Linked DNA regions of Homo sapiens: region 1 is linked to region 2. Evidence: chromatin contacts called from ENCODE Hi-C or POLR2A ChIA-PET data. All regions are on one chromosome and are shown on one strand. Each heading gives the region's core, a stretch centred on a gene start or an enhancer-like site at or near the end of the contact. The rest is flanking DNA. Distances are from core to core; before and after follow the strand shown.

Evidence for each region. Hi-C counts contacts between places; a loop is a spot of excess contacts on that map. ChIA-PET counts read pairs that join two places held with the same protein, here RNA polymerase II (POLR2A). Pooled maps may share reads with other maps.
Region 1: a pooled map shows a loop between it and region 2 (2.6-fold over the local background). The contact joins two enhancer-like sites. A Hi-C loop is called at or near these places in 2 of 168 maps with a recorded cell type or tissue (CD14-positive monocyte and endothelial cell of hepatic sinusoid) and 2 of 50 pooled maps. POLR2A ChIA-PET finds 5 or more read pairs at or near these places in 5 of 52 experiments (Caco-2, H1, HCT116 and 2 more).

What each region holds. Positions count from the first base shown.
Region 1 is chr19:4,367,855-4,373,886 of GRCh38, reverse strand. All of the region lies in intron 1 of SH3GL1 (SH3 domain containing GRB2 like 1, endophilin A2), which reads left to right. Among named protein-coding and RNA genes, the nearest start is that of MPND, 27 kb to the right of the region's middle. RefSeq lists enhancers at 1-719, 720-1,453, 2,998-3,945, 4,398-4,587, 3,946-4,895. Within about 2 kb of position 4,751, at least 33 of the 41 ENCODE cell types and tissues checked have a DNase peak (open chromatin) inside an H3K27ac peak, as active enhancers do; they include CD14-positive monocyte, where a contact is called at or near this core.
Region 2 is chr19:4,429,002-4,434,960 of GRCh38, reverse strand. It overlaps CHAF1A (chromatin assembly factor 1 subunit A), which reads right to left. Exons shown (of 15, transcript NM_005483.3): 9 at 5,355-5,523; 10 at 5,173-5,253; 11 at 4,320-4,412; 12 at 2,754-3,009; 13 at 1,422-1,891. Among named protein-coding and RNA genes, the nearest start is that of MIR4746, 14 kb to the left of the region's middle. RefSeq lists an enhancer at 3,468-4,231. Within about 2 kb of position 3,065, at least 3 of the 41 ENCODE cell types and tissues checked have a DNase peak (open chromatin) inside an H3K27ac peak, as active enhancers do; they include CD14-positive monocyte, where a contact is called at or near this core.

The DNA.
Region 1 (6,032 bases), core at 3,502-6,001, 63 kb after region 2:
CCATGGCCCCCAATGTCTGGCTGTCTTTCCCTACCATGGCACCCAGCCACACCTCTGGCCAGGAAGTCTGTGGCAGGCCTGTCCCCACAGCCTGGGGGCCGTGGGGAAGCCGGGCTCTCAGGGGGCCCTCTGTGGCCTGGTCTGAGGCAGAGCCCATTCTGGTTCCAGTCCAGAGCCGGTATCTCGGTTGCCAGCCCAGGCCCAAGGGACTGCCCCTTTGGCTGAGAGGACGCCTGGGGCTTCCAGAGCCACTGTCCTTTTGCTGCCAGAGCTTGGTTCCCAGAGGAGCGCCTGACCCGCCACAGAGGTGGGTCTGTGGCTGTCCCCGGGTGCCCAATCTGGCCATGGTGGCAGCGTCTGGTTTGGGGTTTCCGTGAGAAAATAATTTCAGAAACTTTGTCTTGATTCATTGTTTTCAGTGCCTCCGTTCCCAAAGGCTGCTTTTTAAAAACCATTCAGCCTTGATGGACAGGAGGGGAGATCTCTACTGAGAGGCTGGAGGCTCGAAGGACAGTGGCAAATCCAGGGCTCTCAGAACTCCCAGATGCTGAGGGGAGCCCCGGCTGTCGGGACCCTTCCCTCCGTGCATCACACACAGTGGGTGATGACCCAGTCAGCCCCAAGGCAGAGGCTCCCTCCATCTTCCCTTGGGCTGGGGAGTGGGTTTCTGCCGTCTGATTCCTCGCCGCCGGGCCATGAGGATCACCTGGCACCTGTGAGGGTCACTTGGCACCTGTGGTGCTCCTGTGGCCCCCCCTCCCACTGCTCCTCTCCCTCCCCCTCCTGGCCTCATCCCTGAGCATGTGCAGGAATGACTACTCCTGCTTTTCACCTGCGGATGCCCTGCAGGCTCCCAGACCAGGAGCCCAGGGGCCACAACCCCACCCATGCCAGGCACTTACTGTCACAGGAAAGCTCAGAGCTGCCTGCAGCCAGCGCCGCCCCTGTAGATAGGCGAGCTTTCATAGTCAGCACGCAAGGGCCTCAGGTCTGGAGAGTCCCCATGCCACTGGGGCCACTGAAGGTTTCCAGGAAGGACAGACAGACACATCAGCAAGCCAGGAGCCTGGGAGCCCACATGGAAAAGGGGACACGAAGGCCAGTGGCTTCCTGTGTCGCTGGGCAGCAGGCCGCCTCCAGGCTGTGCGCGTCTTCGACTTTTTGACTCATGGGAAAGAAGCTGTGATGGACTCGAGGTGGCCATGTGTGTTGGGCAGTGGCTCCCAGGTGTTGGGCCAGCAGGGAAGGGCGTTGCAGATGGAAAGGGGTTCAGAGACACACGGATATGATACATCCCTACATCCTTTGCCCCTGCCCTCTTCCCACGTCAGGGCTTTTTCTACACCACAGGGATCCTTACGTCCCTCCCTGGGGCCTCCACCCCGACCCTGTATTCCAGCTGTTTTGCACAGAGGTCTGATAAGGACTCTGCTGCTTCTGCAGGCCTTACCCTGGCTTTGCCCCTTTCCATGGCTGACCAGGCCTTGAACACAGCTGCAGTGTTAGAACTGCGCCCACTGTGAGGAGGGGCTGAGCACTCGCCTCCTCCACGTCCCCTTCAGCTTCCTCCTCTGTGACGTTGGGGGCCGGGCACAGAGTGCCTAGCATGGGGGCTGGCACATGGGACTGTGAATAGTGGCCCTTGTTCCGTGTGTCCTGCCTGCCCTGTCCCTGGTCCTGCAGGTGGCTGGGCCTGGACCCCCTCCTATGGTCCCCAGCTCCCCAACCCATGCTTTGTCCTGGGGCTGTTGTCCCCTAGTCCTGTAAATGTATGGCCTTGGCCAGGCACACTGTGTCATGCCTGTAGTTTTGGCACTTGGAAGGCTGAGGTAGGATTGCTTGAGGCCGAGTTTGAGACCAGCCTGGGCAACATAGTGAGACCCCTGCCTCTTTAAAAAGAAAAAAAAAGATGAGGCCTTGTCACAGGTATTCGCTGCGGTTGACCAGCCGTGCCCACCTGCCATTTCTCCGCTCTGTGCCTGGCACTGGGCGAGGCCCCTGTGGTCTGTGCGCTCACAGATTCCGCTGAGGAGGACTGCAGGGAGGGACGCGGAGATGGCTCTGTAGCACAGCGTGCAGCACCACAGCACCACCGATGCCGACGGGCAGGCAGACACCAGCCAGAGACCCGCTCCCCAGCCGAGGGAGGACCCGTGAACTCTGCTGTGAACCTGGAAATTACCAAGCACCACAGCATGACTGCCAGTGAGACCTGAGGACCCTGGGGCCGACCCCTCTGCGGGCAAATGTGGCGCATCCCTGCAGGCTGGGCCACAGCAGCCCTCCCTTGCCCTCCCCCACGCTGGCTTTCTTCTTTAAAAGAGAAAAAAAAACAAAACCCTGTGAATTCATCAGAGCAGATAGTCTGCTGGGGCACCAAGCCCGAGACGGGCATTTGTGTTCCGTGCTGTGTGGATCAGGTTTCCCCGCTGAGATGTTTAAATCCCAAGGCCGCCCATCGGCAGCAGCCAGCTCCACTCGGCAGGATTCGGAATTTTCCTCCTGCTCCTGCCAAGTGGCCACCACAGCTGTGCCTGCCGGGCACAGGGCAGCTGCCCACACCCCTCTGGGTAAAACCTGGGATTCTCCTGCCTACGGTAGCCCTGTCCTGACTCTCAGTCCACAGTGTCTTCACAGTTCATTTCTGTATTTTTCCACCTTGTATTCTCTGTTCTGTGTGTCACATCCCTTGCTCCCCTCCAAAGAGAGCCAAAGGTCTAAACTCTAATGAATGCCAGGCTTCAAAGGAATAGCCCCCTTCTCCCAGGGGGACAAGAGTCCCATGCTCTGGGGCAAAACCCCATCTTCGTGTCCAGCTTGCTCGTTTCCCAGGTGCCTGGCTCACAGGTGACAGAGTACAGGGTCAGGCAGAAAATCCATGCGGCATGCAGGTGGCGGGTGCAGGTGGGATGCGTGAGCATAGAGTGGGCAGGTCTCCGCTGGGCATCTCTGGGCAAAGATCTGAAAGACCACAAGCCAGTCTTGCCAAACCCTGGGGAAGTGTCCGGCAGGCAACAGTGGGATCCTTCCCAGAGGCCACTGCCAGGCCTGACTGAGCCGGGGCCTCTCCCATAGTGACTTCTCAGCCCTGGTCCTCGCCTGGCAGGGTTGGCCAAACCTCACTTCTCCCTGCTCCAGGCGGGGACATGTCACAGCCTCTGTGGGAGGCCAGCCGGCATCTGAAGCAGGGGCAGAGTCTTGGAGACTGTTCCCTCTTGGGCTCGGCCTGTTTGTTCCAGGCATGGGGAGAGAAGGCGCTGGTGTTGCTCTCAGGATGGCAGCCCTTGTGGGGCCTGCGGTTGGTCACTCGGGGTTTGCAGCTGGTACTCTGACCCCGTCCAGGTGGGGCCCTGTGGGAGAGTGGGGAGGGGGCCCCCACCCACCCTGCCACCCTGATGCAGGTTCAGTCAGCGGAGGGTGGTCTCACCCCTGAGCCCTGTTGGGTCCCTGGCTACTGAGTGGCCCCATTATTTTCCTCCGTTTCCTGCCATGCGGGGTGGGAACAGGAGGCGAGCCTTGTGGGTATGGGATGGACTCGAGTGCGGAGCTGTCATTGCCACTGCTGAGTCCGCTGCACTAGTCAGGGCTACAGCCAGCCTGCAGAGTCTCCCTCGGCAGGAATGGACTGCTGGGACCATGGCCTCAGTCCTCCCTCCCCACCGGTAGGGTCTCTGATGCGGGGGCATTGGGGCTGGCTGCCCCACAACAGGCAGCTCTTGCCTGGCAGATGGCACCAGGGTTAGGAACACTCGCTCCTGACAGCGAGCCCAGAGGCGCCCTCTGGTGAGCCTCCCCGTGGCGCCCAGCTCTGCCGCAGACTCTCGGTCCCCTCCGTGCTCAGCAGTGTGCTGGTGTGGAGACCGCAGTGAGTAGGGCCCCAGCGGGCAGGAGCCCACGCTTGGTTTCCGCGCTTGCGGCCGGCGCTGCACGTGGCCCGGCTGCCTTGCTTTTCCCGTGTTTCCCTTGTGGCTGCTCATCCCTGTGTCCATCTGTGCTGGTTTCTAGCCCATAAGCCTTGGAGAGAAGGGGCCTTACAGGGTTGTGTCCCCTGCCCAGTGCCTGGCCCGTGGGGGACCATCAGTCACCACAAGGGACTTGGCTGGAGCTGAGCAGAGGGACCCGGGTAGTTAGGGCACAGCCTCCCGGGTGTCAGGGGTGCGAGGAGTCAGGCGGTTGTGGGGGTTCAGGAAGTCGTCCTGGGGCTCAGGAAGGCAGGGTCCTGGATTCCCAGGTGAGATGGGCAGGTGGGGCCAGGGCCAGAGCCAGAGGCCACCAGGTGGGTCTTTGGTACCGTGGCGGGTCCCCAGCCCCTCCCCTCAGAGGCAGGATGTGGTCCTCGCCGGTAGGGCCTCTCCTCCTGCCCTGTGAGAGGCAGGGGGCTGGGGAAGGGCCCTGACGGAGCCACTCCTGCCAGCCTGCACACTGGGTCCTGCCTGGGCAGGTCGTGGGGCCGGGGTGGCCTCCGCCCAGAAGGTGTGGTTTCGCAGCCCGCTGGCTTCAGTTCTCCTCCCGGCTTCCCAGAAGAGTCCAGTCTCACATCAGCCACTCATTTCCCTCTCCGGCAGCCGCTGGCTCTGAGCACGCCCTCTCTCGCCACAATCAAAAGAAGTGAAACTGTCCCAGGAAATAGAGTGGAACGCCCCAAAAACACCTAGGGAGGGGGGGCTCCTTCCTCCTAATGCCTTCAGCAGAAATGGAGGGCAGCCCCACTCTCCTGCCCCGCAAGGGACAGTTCCTGCTTCTCACCTGTGCCAGAGTCAGCCCTCCCGCGGTGGGTGTGACGAGGTGATTTTTTTTTTCTTTCTTCTTTCTTTTGAGATGGAGTCTTGCTCTGTCGCCTAGGCTGGAGTGCAGTGGCTGGATCTCTGCTGACTGCAAGCTCCACCTCCCGGGTTCACACCATTCTCCTACCTCAGCCTCCCGAGTAGCTGGGACTACAGGCACCCGCCATCAGGCCCGGCTAATTTTTTTGTATTTTTAGTAGAGACGGGGTTTCACTGTGTTAGCCAGGATGGTCTCGATCTCCTGACCTCATGATCCGCCTGCCTCAGCCTCCCAAAGTGCTGGGATTACAGGCATGAGTCACCGCGCCCGGCCAACGAGGGGATTTTTAAGAAGCTTCCAAGGTGCTGTGTGGCTGAGTTGAGAGCCACCAACCCACAGGCAGGAAAGGGACAGGGGTCAGAGGCATGGGGCCTGTGCTCACTGAATGCCCGGCACACCCCGCACATGAAGGCAGGTGGACAGAAAGGGTCCCGATGCGTGGGTGAGGACAGTCCCGTGGTGTGGGGGCTTCCAGAGCCAAGCCTTGGAGGAGGGCCAGGAATTCCTTGGCAAAGGGGCTGGTGTCTTTTTGGGCAGGTTGCCAGGACACAAGACCAGCCGTGTACTCCGGGCAGGCTACCTTTTGCAGAACTTGGGGTTGGGGGCATTTGCACTCATGGTGCCTTGGGCTGTGACCTCCAGGCATGGGCTAGAGGGTACACCAGGTGCCTGGCGTGGGCAGAGCCCCAGGCTCAAGCTTCTCCTGCCCCCGCACTTCCTGCTCTTGGGTCACTTCCTCCCAGGCTGGGTCCTAAACTCCTGACTGCCCTGCTGGACACCCCCCAGCCCCACACAGCCAACGCAGTGTGGCACCACACGGACCCTCATGGCATCCCTTGGCCACGTCTTGTGACAGCTCGGGGCAGGCAAGCACCAATCAGACCTGGGGAGCACCAGGGGCACAGGCCATGGCCCACGGCACGCAACACCTCACTCTCCTGCCCAGGCCGTGTGTGCACGTCTTCACACAAGTGATCAGACCCGGGATGTTAAATTTGCCGATGACTTCAGAGATGGCACACCCTGTGACACTTGGCCCCCAGAGGGCAGGGCCAAGCTTGTGACCTCAGGCGGCCTCCCTCTGGGAGCCTCCATTTGTGGCAGGGCCTGGCAGCCACTCGGCTCTTCATGAAGCGCTGTGTGCTGGGAAGGGCCTCACACTGTCCATCCTCACTCTGTGCGGCATCCCTTGGCGCCAGGCACACATG
Region 2 (5,959 bases), core at 1,816-4,315:
CATGAGAGTTTCTTAAGACCAGACAGTGCCCCCATCACACACCCCAGGGCTCCATGCGCTTGTGCCTCCGAGGCACCCATAAGGCTGGAATCACACAGCCATTCATTCCCCTTACAGGCTCCTGTCTGTGCCTTACACCGGGCGGTGTTCTGCATATACCTGTGTCTGAGAGACCGATCAGAGTGCCTGGAGCACAGTAAGTGCTTAATAACTGTGCTTGAATGCAAAATTCAAGAACCGTTGAACAAAAATAAAAATGCTACCACATGGAATATTATTCAGTGTGAAAAAAAAAAGAGCTATCAAGCCACAAACAGACACGGAGGAACTGTCAACGCATACTGCCAAGTCAAAGGAGCCACACACGATGCGATTCCAGCTACAGGGCAATCTGGAAAAGGCTGATCCACGGAGATAGAGAGGTTGGTGATTTCCAAGGGATTGGACGGGCAGAGCACAGGGGCCTTTCAGTGGGGAGAAGCCTCTTTGTTTAAAACAATAAAGGTAGACGCACAGCATCCAACATTCATTCAAATCACAGAACCCTCAACACCAGCAACAAACCCTAGTGGTGGTGATAAATCAACGAAGGTGCGTTTTATGTATTTATTTTTAGAGACAGGGTCTTGCTCTGTCGCCCAGGTTGCAGTGCAGTGGCATGATCATAGCTCACTGCAGCCTCAATCTCCTAGGCTCCAGTAATCCTCCCGCCTTAGCCTCCTGAGTAGCTGAGACTACAGGTGCATGCCACCGCTTGGCTAATCTAAAAATTTTTTCTTAGAGATGGGGTTTTGCCATGTTGCCCAGGCTGGTCTCCAACTCCCGGGCTCAAGTGATCCTCCCGCCTCAGCCTCCCAAAGTGCTGAGACTACAGGCGTGAGCCACAGTGCCTGGCCTGAGGTGCACTGATTGTAACCAATGCACCATTCTGGGAGGTGATGTTGGGTGGCTTGGCTTGGCTTTGGGGAAGGAGGTGTATGGGAACTTTCTGTACCTTCCAATCGATTTTGCTGTGACCCTAAAACTGCTCTAAGAGTAAGGTTATTTAAAAAACACAAAAACACCAGGCGAGGTGGCTCACGCCTGTAATCCCAGCACTTTGGGAGGACAAGGCAGACGGATCATGAGGTCAGGAGTTCGAGACCAGCCTGACCAACATGGTGAAACCCCGTCTCTACTAAAAATACAAAAATTAGCCAGGCATGGTGGCGTACACCTGTAATCCCAGCTACTCAGGAGGCTAAGGCAGGAGAATCACTTGAACCCAGGAGGGAGGAGGTTGCAGTGAGCTGAGATTGCGCCACTGCACTCCAGCCTGGGTGACAGAGCAGGACTCCATCTCGAAAAAAAAACAAAACAACAAAAAACAAACAAAAAAAGAAAAGCCCTGCAGAGGCCCCCACCTGCCCACCCCACCTCACCTGGCCGTCGTGCCTGCGCTTCTTCATGAATTGGGTGATGCACATGCTGCCCGCTGACTTCCTCTTCAGCGAGATGGGAGTGCCCTGGCTGGGCCCCGTGGAGGGGACGCTGCCACTGTCCTCTTTGGGGGCCGAGGGCACCGATGTCACATAGCTCCACTGGCACGGCACGGGCAGGTGCTCCTGCTGGAAGCTCTGTAGCACCTGCGGGTGCACGTACCAGCACATCCTGAAGTCAGGCCGCTTCTCATACACTGAGTTCTCGGAAATGAGCCGCTTGAGCCGGGACTTAGAGGGGATGGCGGCATCCTCGCTGGGGGTGGGGGTGTGCAGGTAGGTGGTGGAGGGGCTCCGCGGGCTGCCGGTGTGGTTGCTGAGCAGTCCCCGGCGGCAGTGCTCCTGGAACTCCCGGATGATGACCTTGCTCCCGTTCACATTGCCGTGCAGGAGCGGCAGCAGCTGGGCCAGGACTGGCAGGAGGGAACATGGGTGGGCATGAGGCTTGGGGAGCCACCCATCACCACAGGCCAAAAAACAAAACACATACACAAGCTCATTGCCACCGAGGCTTGGGGCATGGCCAGCTTCGGGGATAGGTGGCCTCATGAGGGCGGGTGTAAGACAGGGTAGCACCTACGCACCTGCCCAGAAGTGAGCCTTGGCCGGGCACGTGTGTTGCCAGGGCTGACTTCAAATGCCTGCTGTTCCTACCCAAATGACTGCCCTGCTCTCCTTGTGTGCCATGGTCCCTCCCCAGTTTTTTGAGTTTTTTTTTTTTTTTAGACAGGGTCTTGCTCTGTCACCCAGGCTGGAGTGCAGTGGCAGGATCATGGCTCACTGTGGTCTGAAACTCCTAGGCTCAAGCAATCCTCCCACCTCAGCCTCTTGAGTAGCTGGGATCACAGGTGCGTGATACCACACCCAGGTAATTTTGCATTTTCTGCAGAGATGGGGTTTTGCCATGTTGCCCAGGCTGGTGTCGAAGCACTAGGCTCAAGCGATCCTCCCACCTTGGCCTCCCAAAGTGCTGGCATCACAGGCATGAGGCACTGTGCCCGGCCCCTCCCTGGCTTTTGAGAAAGCACAGCCCCCACTCCAGCACTCTCTGTGCCTGTGTCCTGGTTGATAAAACAAGCCAATTAAGGGACCTGCCTCGTCCTGCTGCTAGGGACATCATTGAACGTACGGACATGTACAGGAAAAGGGCTGGCCTCTGTTATTTGTGGAAAGAACATTTGCATCACGGACCCACTAGCCTGTGACTCTTGCCCTCAGCCCTGGAATTAGCTGGGCCCAGGAACAGGTGGGTGGCCTGGCCCCGCCCACACTCACTCTGCTCGTCTCTCCTCTCCCGCTTGGAGGCCTTGGGCGTCTGCTCCTCCTGGGCCGGCAGGGTCTCCAGGAAGCAGGCTGCGAACTGCTGCAGTACCTTCAGGTCATCGCCTGCGCAGTCTCTGTCAGCCGCCCACACGCAGCCGATCTTCACAGGTTGCAGGACGCGAAAGCGCTTCCCCTTAGCCAGGAACTCGTCCCACTCCTTGGCCTTCAGTTTCTGGCGGACCTTATGGTTCTCAGGGTCGGCACACTCCTTGTGGTTTAGAAAGCAGAAGTTTATTTGGGGTTCTTGCTCCCCTATGCCCGGGCACTCTTTTGAGGAACCAGTCCCCAGCCAGCTGGGGAGCAAGAGGAAAGGACAGGGGCACAAAACTTCCCACAGTGTCAGGGCCAGGGCAGAGCACACCATGCGCTGGCTGCCCCTCTTCCAGATGGAATAATTCACACCTGGTCTCCTTTGGGAGCGTCACAGATATTTCTGAACTCACCCATGAGGCCTCTTTTAACACCCCTCTGAATTTTCTGGTGAATGTGTGATCGTGGAGCCGTTTAACAGGGTTGGGTGTCTACCCACATGGCCCAGGCATCTGGCAGACACATGCAGGGCCTGAGACCACTCTCTGACTGACAGTTCAGGCCTCGGTGGTCAGATATGCACAAGGAATGCCTAGGCCTCCAGTCCAACCATGAGACAGTCCCACCAAATCCCCACTTCCCAAACGACAGGCCTTCAAAACAAAACAGGACCAAAAACAACTTGCTTGAAAGCAAGTTCCTGCCGGGCTCGGTGGCTCATGCCTGTAATCCCAGCACTCTGGGAGGCCGAGGCGGGTGGATCACTGGAGGTCAGGAGTTCAAGACCAGCCTGGCCAACATAATGAACTCCCGTCTCTACTAAAAATACAAAAATTAGCCAGGTGTGGTGGCACACGCCTGTAGTCCCAGCTACTTGGGAGGCCGAGGCAGGAGAATTGCTTGAACCCGGGAGGCAGAGGTTGCAGTGAGCCAACACCGGGCCATTGCACTCCAGCCTGGGTAACAGAATGAGAATCCGTCTCAAGAAAAAAAAAAAAAAAGACAGTTCCACAACCTTATGGAATCTGGAAAGGGGTGGCAGGCAGGTTCGCCTGCAGAGACGTGGGCAATCTTCTGGAGAGATAGGGAAGTTCTGTTTTATTTCGGGCGGTGGTTGCCCACATTCACTTGATTGTTACGTCATCAAACTCAACACTTACAATGCACATGTCTTGCTGCATGCTGACTGTATGTCAGCTCGGGTGGTTTCCAGCCTTCTAACCCACAGACCATGGCCACGCTCCCTCACCAGGGTGTCTGCTCCTATGGCTCCCCTCGCTTGCAAGCTCCTCCTACGTCTGCCACCCTCCCAGGTAATACCAAGTTCAGGCCCAGCTGTTCCCACGAGTGAGCTTGCGTGCTTGGAATGCAGTCCAAATCTCGTATGGTTGGGCTGGGACCCCCGTCACCCTCCCAGGTCAGGCCACTGAGCACCAGTCCAGAAATGAACTTTTGCTGAGCCGGTGACCTCCCCCTTCACTCCCTCACCTCTGTCACACCTTCGTCCTCAGACAGGTACCCATGGGGCACAAAGAAACCATCGTCCTCATCTTCATCCTCTCCCATGTCGTCATCATCATCCTCAAAAGGAGAAAAAAAAAAGAGTTCATCAGATAGAAAAGCAGAGTGTGTGCCTTATTAAAAACAAAGTAGGCCAGGCGCAGTGGCTCACACCTCTAATCCCAGCACTTTGGGAGGCTGAGGTGGGCGGATCATCTGAAGTCAGGAGTTTGAGACCAGCCTGGCCAACATGGTAAAACTCTGTCTCTACTAAAAATACAAATCTTGGCTGGGCATGGTGGCACGCACCTATAATCCCAGCTACTAGGGAGGCTGGGGCAGGACTATCACTTGAGCCTGGGAGGCAGAGGTTGCAGTGAGCCGAAATCGCGCCACTGCACTCCAGCCTGAGTGATAGAGTGAGACTCCATCTTAAAGAAACAAAAAAATGTAAAGCTGTGAACATCTGCTTTGCATGGCCTCCCGACAGACACGGTGAGCATCGGCAGAAAGCCCACTAGGTCACAGCAGCTGGGCAGTCAGGAGGAAATGGTGTGCAGCAGGCCCGCAGGAGGCAAGAGGGGGCTGTGGGGCCACGGTGCAGATGCGGACGGGATCCCATCCCCAGCAGCCACGTGGGCGAGTGTCACCAGATGAGATTTTTCGAGAGAAGCTGGAAGTCTGGATGTTGAGGTGCGTTCAGGTTTCAGACCACACAGCAGGTCAAACACCAGCTGTCAGTGAGTGAACACAGCTGGGCTGCATCCTTAGCCCCTCACTGTGGGACAGAGACTCAAACACAAGCCGTCTGTGAGTGAAGACAGCTGGGGCACATCCTTACCCCCTCACTGTGGGACAGGGACTCCCCAGGCTCCTCTTCTTCCCACTCCTCATCACTGTCCACCTCATAGTCCAGGAGCTTCTGAGAAAAGAAACACATGGGACTCACAACTGTCTTTGGGGCTGGAGGAAAGGGGCACAGTGAGGAGGTACGGGGACGGAGGCACTCTGGGGCTAGCTCACCGTGTCCTGGGCCCAGGGGTCTCGCGCGCGGATGAGTGCCGTCTTCTTATTCCAGGTACCCCAGTAGGCAGGCCGGTGGTTCTCACAGAACTGCAGGAGCTTCATCCTGCCAAACTTCCTCCTCTCGGGAACACCGTCGCCCTTCCCACGCTCCACGATGACGACATCACTGAGAAGGAAAACCCCAGGCTCAGGATCACGCTGCCTTACAGACCTGCTCACAAACCTCCCAGGAACCTCCCTGTGAAGCTGGCCTAACAATTCTAGAAAGATGGGCATTTGTTAAAAAGCAGCACTGCCTGTCCCCAAAGAAAGGTCAGGAACATGGACTGAAGGGACAGATGGAGGAGGGTGCAGCCTGCAGGGTGAGAGGGAGGACAGCTGCCCAGGTGCAGCCCCAGAGCATTTTTAGCAAGGGAGGTTCTGTGGAATGAGATTTGCAAGAGCGAGGTGTTGGGGGGTATCCTTCACTGGAGACCAGCAGGGAAATAAGATTCCTCCACGAGGAGCTGGGAAGACAGGGAGAGGAAGACTTCAGGAGCTTACAGGAAGGCCAGGTGGAGAGAGGCCTGAGCCAGCACCGAAGCCCAGGGCCCGAGGGCACT